2 separate regions of the Homo sapiens genome follow, and region 1 is linked to region 2. Evidence: chromatin contacts called from ENCODE Hi-C or POLR2A ChIA-PET data. All regions are on one chromosome and are shown on one strand. The core of a region is the stretch at or near the end of the contact, and the rest is flanking DNA. Distances in the headings are between cores, read along the strand shown. Region 1 has its middle 87 kb from the start of ATXN1. Region 2 overlaps ATXN1 (ataxin 1).

What was found. Hi-C counts contacts between places; a loop is a spot of excess contacts on that map. ChIA-PET counts read pairs that join two places held with the same protein, here RNA polymerase II (POLR2A). Pooled maps may share reads with other maps.
Region 1: a map with no recorded cell type shows a loop between it and region 2 (2.8-fold over the local background). The contact joins two enhancer-like sites. A Hi-C loop is called at or near these places in 1 of 37 single-sample maps with no recorded cell type and 2 of 50 pooled maps. POLR2A ChIA-PET finds 5 or more read pairs at or near these places in 1 of 52 experiments (activated CD4-positive, alpha-beta T cell).

What each region holds. Positions count from the first base shown.
Region 1 is chr6:16,845,869-16,851,750 of GRCh38, reverse strand. No RefSeq gene overlaps it. Among named protein-coding and RNA genes, the nearest start is that of ATXN1, 87 kb to the right of the region's middle. Within about 2 kb of position 1,725, at least 7 of the 41 ENCODE cell types and tissues checked have a DNase peak (open chromatin) inside an H3K27ac peak, as active enhancers do.
Region 2 is chr6:16,507,584-16,514,102 of GRCh38, reverse strand. All of the region lies in intron 5 of ATXN1 (ataxin 1), which reads left to right. Among named protein-coding and RNA genes, the nearest start is that of ATXN1-AS1, 250 kb to the left of the region's middle. RefSeq lists an enhancer at 5,370-5,419. Within about 2 kb of position 2,007, at least 7 of the 41 ENCODE cell types and tissues checked have a DNase peak (open chromatin) inside an H3K27ac peak, as active enhancers do.

The sequences.
Region 1 (5,882 bases), core at 476-2,975, 340 kb before region 2:
CCTCTTTATGCATAGTCCAAAAGAACATGAATTGTTTCCTAGCAGACAAGGTTCAGAGCGTGTACAGAAGAGAAAAAATCATTAGTAGGATCAGGCGGGACAGGCAGATAAATGAGGAATGAAAAGGATGACAATCGGAACCTGTGTTTTAATCCTTCCCAGGGTGCATCACTCCTAGAAAAGAGAGAGGACTTTATTAGTCTACATCTTTCTCCACTTAGGTTTGGCATGACCAGCAGCATCTCTCCTAGGAGGGAAACTACAAGTGTCTGCTGGTCTGGATTAAGATACAATAACAGGGGAAGCATATGGTCATTCACATGGTGCTTGTTCCCACACTGCGCCAAGGTTAACAAATTAATGAAAAGGAAGCACGCGACATAAATGTTGAGCCTTATTAAACATGAGATCATCACTCCCAGCTATCTTTATCTTACAAGAATCTAAATTAAAGCAATGCAACCCCTCTTCCATGCATACACAGTGAAAATCATTCTTACAATAGCAAATCATATTTTTGAGGACAAACAACAGCAGTTTTAAACTCTAAAATTGTAAGGAAAGAGTCTGTTCTAAAAGAGTTTTATTGAGATGATATGGGAAGAAGCAGTGTTATTTATTTAAGTACAGCATTGCATTTTCCTTTGTCCTTTCAACAGGTTAGTAATTACAGGAGTAGTGATTAGCCTTGACAGAGGGTACACAAAACGATAAATGGATACTGTGTGCATGGGGGGGCTCTCTGGTGCCAAGCTTATTATTTTCAGTCAGAGCTAATTATCCTTATTATACTGCATGACTCTTTTCTCGTGAATTATGAGTGGAAAAGTGCTGAATAGAGTTTTTTTCCAAAGTGCCCTGAACTGTGGAGGGAAATGAAAATTACAAACAATGAAAAGCTTGTTAGACAATGAGAGCGATCATCTATAAAGGGATTCTGAAGGAACTTCCCTTTTCCTGCGCTATAGAAATGTAAAGTGCTTATCAGAAAATGATCAGGGTTTTGTTTTTGTTTTGTTTTTGCGTTTAGTTTTTTTTTTTTTTTTTTTTTGCCACACGGATGATGGGAGGAAAAGAGTTAGACTCAGCTCAGCCTGGGGCAGTAGCAAAGCAGCAGGAAGAAAGATGGAAAGTCTTACTTAAATCTTTGTACAGGATCAGTAAATTATGGAGGGTGGGGGGCAGATGGAGGGTGGAGGGCAGGGGGAAATTGTGTTTAGACACAGGGGCAGAAGGAATTTGTGGTTGCTGATTCATGCAATTAGATCCCCACGGCCAGACCCTTCAGTGTAAGGAAAGATAGGATCCTGCCTGGCCCAAATGCCACCTGAGAACCGACCTGAGAAGAGACACTTCAGTTTGAAATCCAGTTACCACTCAATCCTTTATCTGTCTCTTTTTTCCCTTCTCTATTGCCCCCCTCCCATTATAGTGATGCATATGAACAAAATTCCACAGATGGTGCATGCTTTTATGAGCTCAGTCCTGAAATTTGGTTCGAAATTTCCCCAGTGTCCTCTGTGCTTCTCTCTTTGCAACAGATGCACTTAAATGTTAGCAATTTATTTGCGGCCTGTGCTCCAGCCAGAGCTGGAGAGACAGGGCTGTTGTACAAAGAGTAGCACAGCCACTAACACAGCACGAGGTTCCCTGACCGCAACTGCTGGGGCTGCGGGAGGAGGCCTCTGTTTCTGTGGGCACAGCCAGTCAGTCACAGGAAAACCAAACTTTATCTTCCCCTCCTTCCAGCTCAAGTCTGGTCCCTGAATAAGACGTTAAATCCAGCGATTGCCGAAGAAGGGCTTTCCTTTCTTTAGCCTATCATGCCTAGTATTCTCCACACGCCAGCATCTCATTCTCAATTTTTACCAGTTAGCCGGCTTCTGGGATTCGGAAGGCTGGAATATAGAATTTCATGAGAGTTCAGGAACAGGCAGATTCTTTTTAAGGACACCAGGGCTCTGTAAGGTGACACCCTCTAAGAATACAGCCTTGGTTCCAGGGTAACGAGTGAGTCAACCCTTTTATTTAGTATGTCAACAGTGAAATGCTCATTTAGTTGGACTAAAATATTCTTGAACAGAAAGTTATGGGCTCCCTGTGTGGGTTTGGAAATGTCAGCCCAGATAAGCAGGCAATTAATGAGAGTGCAATTGTTATCTTCCTCTAACGCAAGCATCACCGATGAGATTAAGAGGTGACATGTGATTGCCCAAATAGGGGCGTGCACTAGTAAAACATAATTAAGGAAGGAAGTACATCCTGGAGAAGCAACTTGAGTTGCTTAGTGAGGATGACATCTTCTTTATGCTTGTAATATCGTTACATAGGTGAGATCACCACAGGCCAAATTGCCCAGATCCTATCCACAATCCAATGGTATTAGGAAACTTGTTATTTTAACCTGTGATTCACACTTTTTCATCCTCAATACAGGCTAATCTTGTCACTCTTCTTAATAGTTTTTGTTCCTTTTCCACAAGATTCTTTTCATTAAGATGAAGAGATTCCAATGTCCCTAAGTCTGAGTGTTTTTATTATCGTTATTTCTTGCTAATTAGTTAAATTTGAAGTTCCTTAAACCATTGCACCAGAGTATGACAAACAGCCTTTCAGCAAGGGACTAAGCTGGTACCCAGTTTCTACACACATACCAACGGGGTCATGATGTCCACCCAGCATATTTGGATCAATCATTCTGGTGAAAATTACTTCCCAGCTAATTTCATGGACTATTTTTGATGTGATCATTCACCTTTTTCTTTTGGAGGGGGTGGAGAGGAGGGAGCGGAACTGTAGTCTAGAGAGTGGGGAGCAGCGTAGTCTCTGCTGTCTGACCACCAGCGCTGCAATTTTGATCCATGTTTCCCATATGACCTAAGCAAGTTACTTACAGCTTCTTATCTACTATTCCCTTATCTACAAAGTGGGCAGTAACATGATTTATTTCAAAGGGGTTAGATTTGAAAATTTATAAGAAGCTTAGCACAGTTCCTGGCATTCAGTAAACACTCAACAAATTTTATTGTGGTTATTTTTATTATTTTATCGGCATCATGGTCATTTAAAATAAGGTGGCATGCATTTATATAATAATGCTAATGTTATACTCCCATATTGTAAAAAAGACAATAATGCACTCAGGTATAGTCATCATCATTTGCAAAATGTTAGGTAGAGAGGATCCTGATGAAATAAGCTTCAAACAAAGAATGATTTTTTTAAAAAACCCAGATCTGATTCTGATCATATCACTGATCTGCTTAAACCCTTCAATGGGTTAAGCACTGCTCATAGGATAAAGCCCAAATTTCAAAACACGACTTTGCAAGGCCCTTTGTGACCATGTCTTGCTCACCTTTCTTACCTCAAAACAGATCGCTAAGCATGGGCTTTCATCTGCCTAGAGTATTCCTCCCTCCTCTCTACCCATAACTAATGTCTACACATCCTTCAGGATCTGACTTCCATGCAACTTCTCCCTTGAAATCTTCCCAGTTTCTGCACACCTGAGTTGGCTGTCCCTCTGGCCTGATACTATAGCATCGTGTGTTAGTTTTGTTGTTATTGTTGTTGTTGTTTTTCTGTCAAAGAATGCTTTGGAATTGCCATTGTTCTTGTCCCTCGCTAGCCCAAGAGACCCTTGAGGATAGGGATGGTGAGTGCCGAGTTCACCACAGTTGCACAGTGCTTGTACGTATGGGTGATTCATTTACATAACAAATTTTAGTGAGTCTCTACATATGCATTGCTCAATCCTCCATCCTTCCTCAAGTGAGCTGCACAGCTCAAATGGATTCACAATTTAAAATTAGACTTAGCCTCATGCAAATACATAGCTCAGTACTCATTCCGGCTTGTTCTATTACTGTATGTGAGTGGGAAATTCTAGGTGGAGGTCGAGGTTCAGGACATTTGCCAATAACTTCACCAAGTCAGCCTTTACTTTCACCACAAAATGTCTTTGTAGCGGGGAGCTAATGAAAGGCAACCTGCTGAAGGTGGGTAGGAGACTTCCATGCTGCACTGGCATAGCAAGCACGCTGCTTATTCATTCATTTGGGATGGTTTGGAAGGAGAACAAAGCCCCTCCCACCAAGCTACCATGATGCTTCCCATCAGGCAATGCTGCCGCCAACGCCCTTCTCATTTCCCAATTAAATGTGGAAAGCCAGCTTCCTGGAAATTCCAAAACACAGGGACAAAGAAACTAGATGTCTGTCCATATTTTGCAAGGCAATCCTGGCAGATGGAGCAGCTCCTCGATAAACTTTTACACCTGAAATTCAGATTTTCTGATGAAGGGTATAAGGCTTTGTGTTATTTGTTGACAGTTATGAGCCACAATCATATTTAAATCTCCCTGCAAACTGTATCTGTTATGCCAAAATAGCTCTGGTTAGGTTTACAGCCTGGGTAGAAGAGTAGCTCCTGACGTTATTAGATGTGTAAACCACTGAAATGTAGTGCTTAGGGACTTATGTGCATGGAAATACACAGGTTTTGTTAAGTATATTCCTCAGCTCTAAAAAGGAGAGGGACCAATTTTGTTTGTGCTGTTAGCATATTGTTTGCTTGGCTAAAGTCAGGTTGCCATCAACTGAGGGGATAAGGCATGAGTCAATGGCTAAGAAAACTTAAAAAGGCTTAGATATGGCTGCTTTTAGCTTTCTGAATGGCTGGTGCCCAGCTAAAATAACAGATGCATTAATACTTCCCCAGTGTTACACAAATGCTAAAGGCAGTGGAAAGCTGACCTTCTCATGCTTCTTAACAGTTTTAGTCCAATTATGACCCTACGATGCAAATGCTAAGGCCTGCTAGTGGCTTCTTACTATAATTATTTTGCTATTGTCGTCAAAGCTGTCACAAAATCAGTGAATGAAAGCAGGTGCTCTTTTTCTAAGAATGTGAGCAATCTGCTTATTTCTCCAATAGGCCAGATTAATTATATTAGCTTGATGCAAACATAATTGTAGTTTTTGCCACTACTCTTAATTGCAACAACTGCAATAACTTTTGCACCAACCTAATATTAGTGTGTCAACACAATCATGCTAAGGACATGAATAAAATGCATGCATATGGAGAAAATGTATTTATCTACAGAACTGTAGACTTCTGCCCTAGGGAAAAAATGGTCCGATGTCCATGTTTTAAATTTTTTTATCTCCAATCTGTCAACGGCAATGATTACATCATTACAGTGAAAATGCTGTTCACTTTCAGACTTAGGCAAGACAGGGAGCCATACACATCCCAAAATACCTCCATCAGGGAGCACCCTTCAGAAAACACCCCTTGTTTTGCTCTGTTTTAATTGAGCAATAGCCTTTTACATGAAGTTCTAGATTTTTTTTTTTTCAGATTTTGCATTAAATAAAATAAATCGACCTGAGATTTTCAGTTTTATCTTGGCATTTTTTCCCCAGTGATTTTTTTTTTTTTTGGAGATGGAGTCTGGCTCTGTTGCCCAGGTTGGAGTGCAGTGGTGTGATTTCGGCTCACTGCAAGCTCTGCCTCCCAGGTTCACACCAGTCTCCTGCCTCAGCCTCCCTAGTATCTGGAACTACAGGCACCTGCCACCACGCCCAGCTAATTTTTTGTATTTTTAGTAGAGACGGGGTTTCGCCATGTTAGCCAGAATGGTCTCAATCTCCTGACCTCGTGATCCGCCCACCTGGATGACAGCCTCAGTTATTTATGGCTGTTGACCTAGGTATGTGTGATGTGGGGATGGAAGATTGTTTGGCTTCTCTGTATGTATTGCACTAAAACCATAATGAATAAACTATAAGTTAAATTAGAAACATTTTAAACTCTAATTAATTAAAAAATTAATTCACAAAAATCAAATTACCTTCCCAAAGTGTATTTTTTAA
Region 2 (6,519 bases), core at 758-3,257:
CCTGGCTCTAGTGGTAGAAGAGAGTCTAATGAGAGACGCTACGGCTGTGTGCAGCTTGCACACAGCAACTCTTCAGCTCCAAGGAATCAGAGTGAGCTCCTGAGCTCCCTGGGATTCAGAGGTGCCTCAGCCCCAAATCTTTTTCCCCTGCATTTAGGCTAGAACAGGAAAGATGCTACTGGGAGAGAAGAGAATTCCTGACATCTTGCCTTTCTTGTCTGCTTTCTGCTTGGGTCTGTGGAGCAGCCACCTCTGGGCAGAGGTGCAGGAAGTGTGACAGAACAGGAAAGCTTTAAAGTCACTGTCTCCCTCCCTCCCATGCCCTAGGCTACCCTTGCTGGTCAGAACCTCCTGCTTACTCTGGTGGACAGACACCTGAGTTGCTGCTCTTGATGAAGTTTCTCCCACTTCTTCAAACCAGCAAGGCATAGGACCCCACTTGGCTTGGAAGACACGTGACGCTCTTGATCATTTCAGTCCCTTTTACATCCCCATAATATCACCGTGGCCTGTTAGATTGATTTGTGAGTAAGATTCCTTGCAAATAGCAAGATGATCGGAAGCCTCTATCTTTTCCGGGGGAGGTGCATATTTAAACAGACAGCCTAAGCTATTTATAGATTGTAATGTATTGTGTTACAGGGAAAAGGTGGAAGTCAACAGTAATGTTCTGTTCCCCATTTCCTATAGTTTCAAGCATATTTTCTTGCTAGTCCTAGAGACTTTAAACATTTAGAATCTCCAGTGATATCTATATTCTTTTGATGTACTTTGTGTAGAAACTCAAGCACGAGCAGGCTTCAGAGTCAGCTAACCAAAGAATCTTGGGGCTTTTGATCACTTTCCATTAGCACAAACAGTGATCTCTGCCCTGTTGTATATTGTTTGAAAGGACATTTGCTGTTTAATGAAGATAAACATGTTGCTGGGTTTTTAATATGTCTTCTCAACTCAGGAGCTGAAAAATGCATACATGAGATTAGTTCTGTTGGCGTAGAAGGGATTCTGCGTGCCCCAAACATTTTCCTAGCCGTTGGCTGAACTTTTGAAATGTGCTTTGCACTGCAAGAACAGATACTGAACAGATATTTTACTTAGAAAGCCTTCTGTTTCAATGGTGATTCCCAGGGGCCACTCAACCACATCTTACTAAATAATATTTGGTCAAAAGAGAAACGTGAGTGCAAGAAGGACACATGATCACAGCCACTAACAAATTCCTAGAAAGTGCTGCTTGTTGTCATTTCTGGTTAGGAGGTGATGGTGATGGCAGGTAGAGGGTCTAAGCCATTCTCCTGTCTCTCTTTTAAAGTACATTCTTCTGTTGCTGTAGCTCCTGGCATTGGCTGTCACCCTCACTTGCAGGAGGGAGGGAATGACTGTTTGTTGCTGTTGGTGTCTGAAAATCTGTGGGCAGAACTTTTAGAAAAAGCAGACCACAGAGCCTGCTATATATTTTGTTCAGCCCATTCTATTTCTCTTCACTTTTTAACCGATTGCGACAAAAAAAGGGGCCTGCCTTCTAAACTTGTCTTTATCTTTAAAAGAGAATACCTTTTATAAATGCTTAGAACTTGGAGATGCTGTTGTTTTTATTTAGTATTTGAAAAGCTAAGTATGCTGACACTGTCCTGGGAGTGCAGGCCCCTCATTGAGAGAGAACAGTAAACACAGCAATGACTTTGCTTTTAATTTGAAATGCGTTACTCTTCTTAGAGCTGAGGGGTGATTTGAGATGTTCCTGTTTTCACATTCAGCTATTTCCTGGTTCTGTGATCATAATAAATTCCATAGCTCCAAAACATTAGAGCAAATTGTGTCTTCTGTAGGAGTTATTTACGGATACTCAAACAAATGGTGCTTTCTGAGGAAGAAGAACTGTGTATGAAAACTATGTGGTAAAGCCTTTCATATCTGCCGTGGTGGCAGAACTTCTGAGGAGCTGGCTTTGAGGGTAATGATATCTTTATCACCCTGACGCTGAATGGAGGCGGGGAGGCCTTTGTGTGTTCTGTTGCCAACTAACACCTGGCTGCCTCAGGGCATCCTGCCTGGTAATTGAACCCATGAGTATGTACAAAGATTAGAGGGACCGTTTGAGGAGAAAGATGGGGGCTGGAGAGGCAAGGTTAGTCTTGCCATTATAAGCTTAGGTGCAGAAGGAAGCCAAGCTACCTGGAAGGCCACCTCGTGGCAAAGACACCCACTAAGGCAGGGCGGTGGCCTGGGACTGACCATCAATCACTTCCCGCTCATTCTCCTCAGAACTGAGGACTGTTGTCTTCAGTCTTCCCCAGCCTCGCTTATCTTCCTCCTGCTTCCTGAAGGAAATATCCTTTTGCAATGGGTGGACTATCAACTTGAATTTTTAGCAAGCAGGCTGGAGAAGTTTTTGGAAGTTTTGGAGACATGGCTGGTCTTGAATTCCTGGGCTCAAGCAATCCTCTCACTTTGGCTTCCCAAAGTGCTAGGATTACAGGTATGAGAAGTTTTTGGAGGTTTCGGACTTGTTGCTAGGTTGATTCTGAGGGAGAAAAGACCTCTGTTATTCAGAAGGTTGTGGACTTCTGAAGAATGGAAATCGGGCACCCTGAAGGAAACATATGTCAATCCTAGTCCTGGAGCTAGCATGGCTCAAGTTTATTCCCTTAAATGTCTATTGTGTTAAAACATAAAAAGAGTTTAGATATACTTCCACATCTTTGCAGTTGTTAGCTCTCTGGACATTTATAAAGGGAAAGGAAGAGTGAAGCAGAGCCCCATTAATTCCCATGCATGGTGTCTGCTGTTTGAATCCTGGAAATCAGGATGATTTTATTCACATGTTAATGCCCTCTAGTGGCTAGTGAGGTGCCCTCTAAGCAGGACTTTCCCCAGCTTCCACCCCTTCCTCTCCCTAACTAAATTAAGCACCCACTTTACAGTAGTTGAGTATGTGTCATATCAAGTCTGTATTTTCTTACTAAGATTCATCTACCACGTGGGAAAAAAAAAATCAAAAGCTTTGTTACAGTTCAAAGAACGTAGTGCTGTTGCTACATCAAGTGAGGATAAATCTTCCATCTGTAGCAATCTGTATTATAAGTCTACTGGATGTGACAGAAAACTCTTTAAAACTTTGATGCACATATTTTCACAGCCAACCGATTTCATTAAAGTGGGAGAAGTGTACTATTGGCAAGCAGTTTTTCTGCTGACTTCCCACCCTTAAATAGACAAGCTTTATAAAAAGACAAAATCTTCCCAGATCTATTTGGTTGGCCAAGGTGACATTTGTCTTCCTCCCTCAGAAGGTTGGTAAAATTAACCTTCTGCTTTCTGTATACCTTTACTGTATTTTTATTTCTATTTATTTATTTATTTATGAGACAGGGCCTCACTCTGTCACCCAGGCTGGAGTGCAGTGGTGCACTCACAGCTCATTGCAGCCTCAACCTCCTGGGGTTCAAGCAGTCCTCCCACCTTAGCCTCCCAAGTAGCTTGGGACTACAGGTGTGTGCCACCATGCCCAGCTAATTTTTGTATTTTTGGTAGAGATGGGGTTTCACTGTGCTCCTCTGGTTGGTCTTGAACTCCTGGACTCAAGTGATTCTCCCACCTCTGCCTCCCACAGTGCTAGGTATAAGCCACTGTGCCTGGCCCTAGTTTTATATAGGTAAAGCATTAGTCACTCACAATGATCTTTGAATGAGTTATGTAAGTTATGTTTGGTTTCTCCTACTTTGTTTTCCTAGTCAGTTCAACCAGTCAAGTATGAGATGAGTGGCTGCTGTGAGCTTGATCAAGTGGGTCGGAATCCCCTGGGAATATTGTTAAAATGCAGGTTCTGATCCTGTCGGTCTGAGATAGGGCCTGAGATGCTGCTGGTCCCAGGAAGACACTTTGAGGAACAAGTTGCTAGGTGATGCAGAAGACAGAAGCCATATTTGATTTTCAAAAATCCTATGATCTGAAAAGGAACTAGGAGAAGTATACAAATAAGTATGGCATAAGACAGAAGGTGATAAACTGTATATAAAAGTAAAAACACGCTTCAGAGGGTTAAAGATAGAAGTGATCACTTCTGATTGGGAAGATCAGGCCAATTTCCACAGAGAAGGTGATTTGGGAATGGGATTTTAGTTTGCAACAGGGATTGCGGGGAGGCGTGCGAGGGCCATTGAGACCAGAGACGCAGATTCTGGAAAGTGAAGAGTACGTTCTGGAACAAGGGGCCACCCGTATGCCTGTGATGGGGAAAAGTGGGAGATAACAGTTGGGAAGGTAAGTGGAAGCCATATTGTAGACTGTCAGACAGTCTGGGATGGAAACTCTGGACTTAATTCAGGAAGCGAAGAGGAACCAGCAACAAGAGATTTTGAAACGAGAAAGAAGATTGAAACTGCAGTTTAGAAAGATTCATCTGGCATGTATATGTAGGATAGACGGGAGTGGGGAGTGACAGCCCATTCCAAGAGAAGGAGTAGTAGATAGGACAGATAGCATGATTACTCTTAGCAATGGGGAAAATAGAGACTAGATGCGATACAGAGAGAGAAGGATCAGAAGGTGTCCAGGGGCTGTCAGAGTTTCAGTCCTGAATGGCTACAGAATTACCATAAATAGGACAGTCAGAATGAGCTATCGAATGCTTTTGAATGGAAAAATGACCTGAATGAGTGCACAAATGTCACCTCCAAGAGGCCTTCCTTGTCCATCCTATCTAACATAGTATGCCGGTCTTCTTACCCTGCTTTGCTATTTTCATGACACTTTTTACTGTGACATTAAAAGGATGGCAAGAAAAACAGGGAGGCCAGGTAAGAAACCTGTAGTTGACAGGATAGAAAATGACAGTGGCTTGGGCTTGAATGGTGGCAGTGGCATCAGAGAGAGGTAGCTGGGTTCAAGATACAGCCTGATAGTATCCAGTATATTCTCGTTGTGCATCCAGTCTCAGCTGTTTGTGTCTTGCAAAACTCTGTACCCATTAGACAATAAATTCCCCCTTCCCCCTTCCCCCTCCCTCCTGGTAATCACCATTCTACTTTCTGCCTCTATGAATTTGACTGCTCTAGGGACCTCCTATGAGTAGAATCACACAGGGTTTGTCCTTTTGTGACTTTTTGTTTAGCATAATGTCCTCAAGGTCATCCATGTTGTAACATGTGTCAGAATTTCTTTTTTTAAGGCTGATGAATATTCCACTCTTGTATATATCACATTTTGTTTATTCATTCATCTGTCCATAAACACTTGGGTTGTTTCCACCTTTTGGTTACTGTGAATAATGCTGCTATGAATGTGGGTGTACAAATTTGAGGTTCTCCTTTCAGTTCTTTTGGGTATATACCTGGAAATGGAATTGCTGGATCACGTGGCAATTCTATTTTTAAATTTTTTATGAACTGCTGTATCGTTTTCCACAGTGGCTGCACCACTTTGCATTTCTACCAACAGTGCACAAGGGTTCCAGTTTCTCTATGTCCTCACCAACAGTTGTTATTTTCTGGTTAAAAAAATGTATTTGATAGTAGCCATCCTAATAGGTTGGAGGTTTGAGACCTTTTTTTAGGGGATATTTCAGATAGACAGTTGAGTCTTCAGGCCTGCAGCTCAAGAAGTCTGGGCCTGCATTATACCATAGAAGTTCATATTTATGCCATCCTTTATCCTTTCAATGAATTTTTTGGCCAGTTTGTCTATAAGCATTTAAGGATTTAGAGATTTCTATTAAACCATCAGATTTGTGCTTAAATTATTTAATCTCAAAGACATTTTAAATAATATATACATTAATTTAGACATACTGCTTTCTTCCACTTTCATATTATATGAAATAATTTTACTTACAACTTTTATCTACTATATCAGTATCTTCCTCACGTTTTGAACTACATGGCAGGTCATGTAGTATCGTTTTCCAAAGCACATCATCTTGACGTTCATCTACTCTGTGTTTGATGCTATTACCAGAAATTTCATCCTAAGCCGCAAGTGCCCATTCCTATATTCGTTGGTTACATTTGTTGAGACCCCATTGGCCAAAAAAAGACATATAGCCAAGCCCACAGTTAATGTGAGCATGGCTATAGGGAGGCATCCTACATTGGGGACCATTATTGTCACAATATCCTAAACCATATTATTAAGAGATGTTTTTCTTCATTCTTCCTGTGAGTGTATTTTGATGAACTCTGCAACTTAACCACTTACTGTGTTGCTTTTAAAAGTAATCTTTAAAATGCTTTTTTATTTATAGTGACATCCAGTGCTTGCAACTAGGAAAGTCATACTTCCAAGAATAATTACTAGTCAAATTTGTTTTCTTCCATTAAAAAACAAAAGGAAAAACAGTTCTGTTAGGTGGCTGTTATATAAACATGCCAAACTAGCATTTATCAAGGTAGTTTTAAGGTAATATGTCTTCCATAAAGACTACTTTATTTAAGAGACCAATAGATACAATAAACTTTGTAAGAACTCAAAAATTAAGGGTACTTAGGCTTTTCTGAGGGCTTTCTTTGGAGAAAAATTACC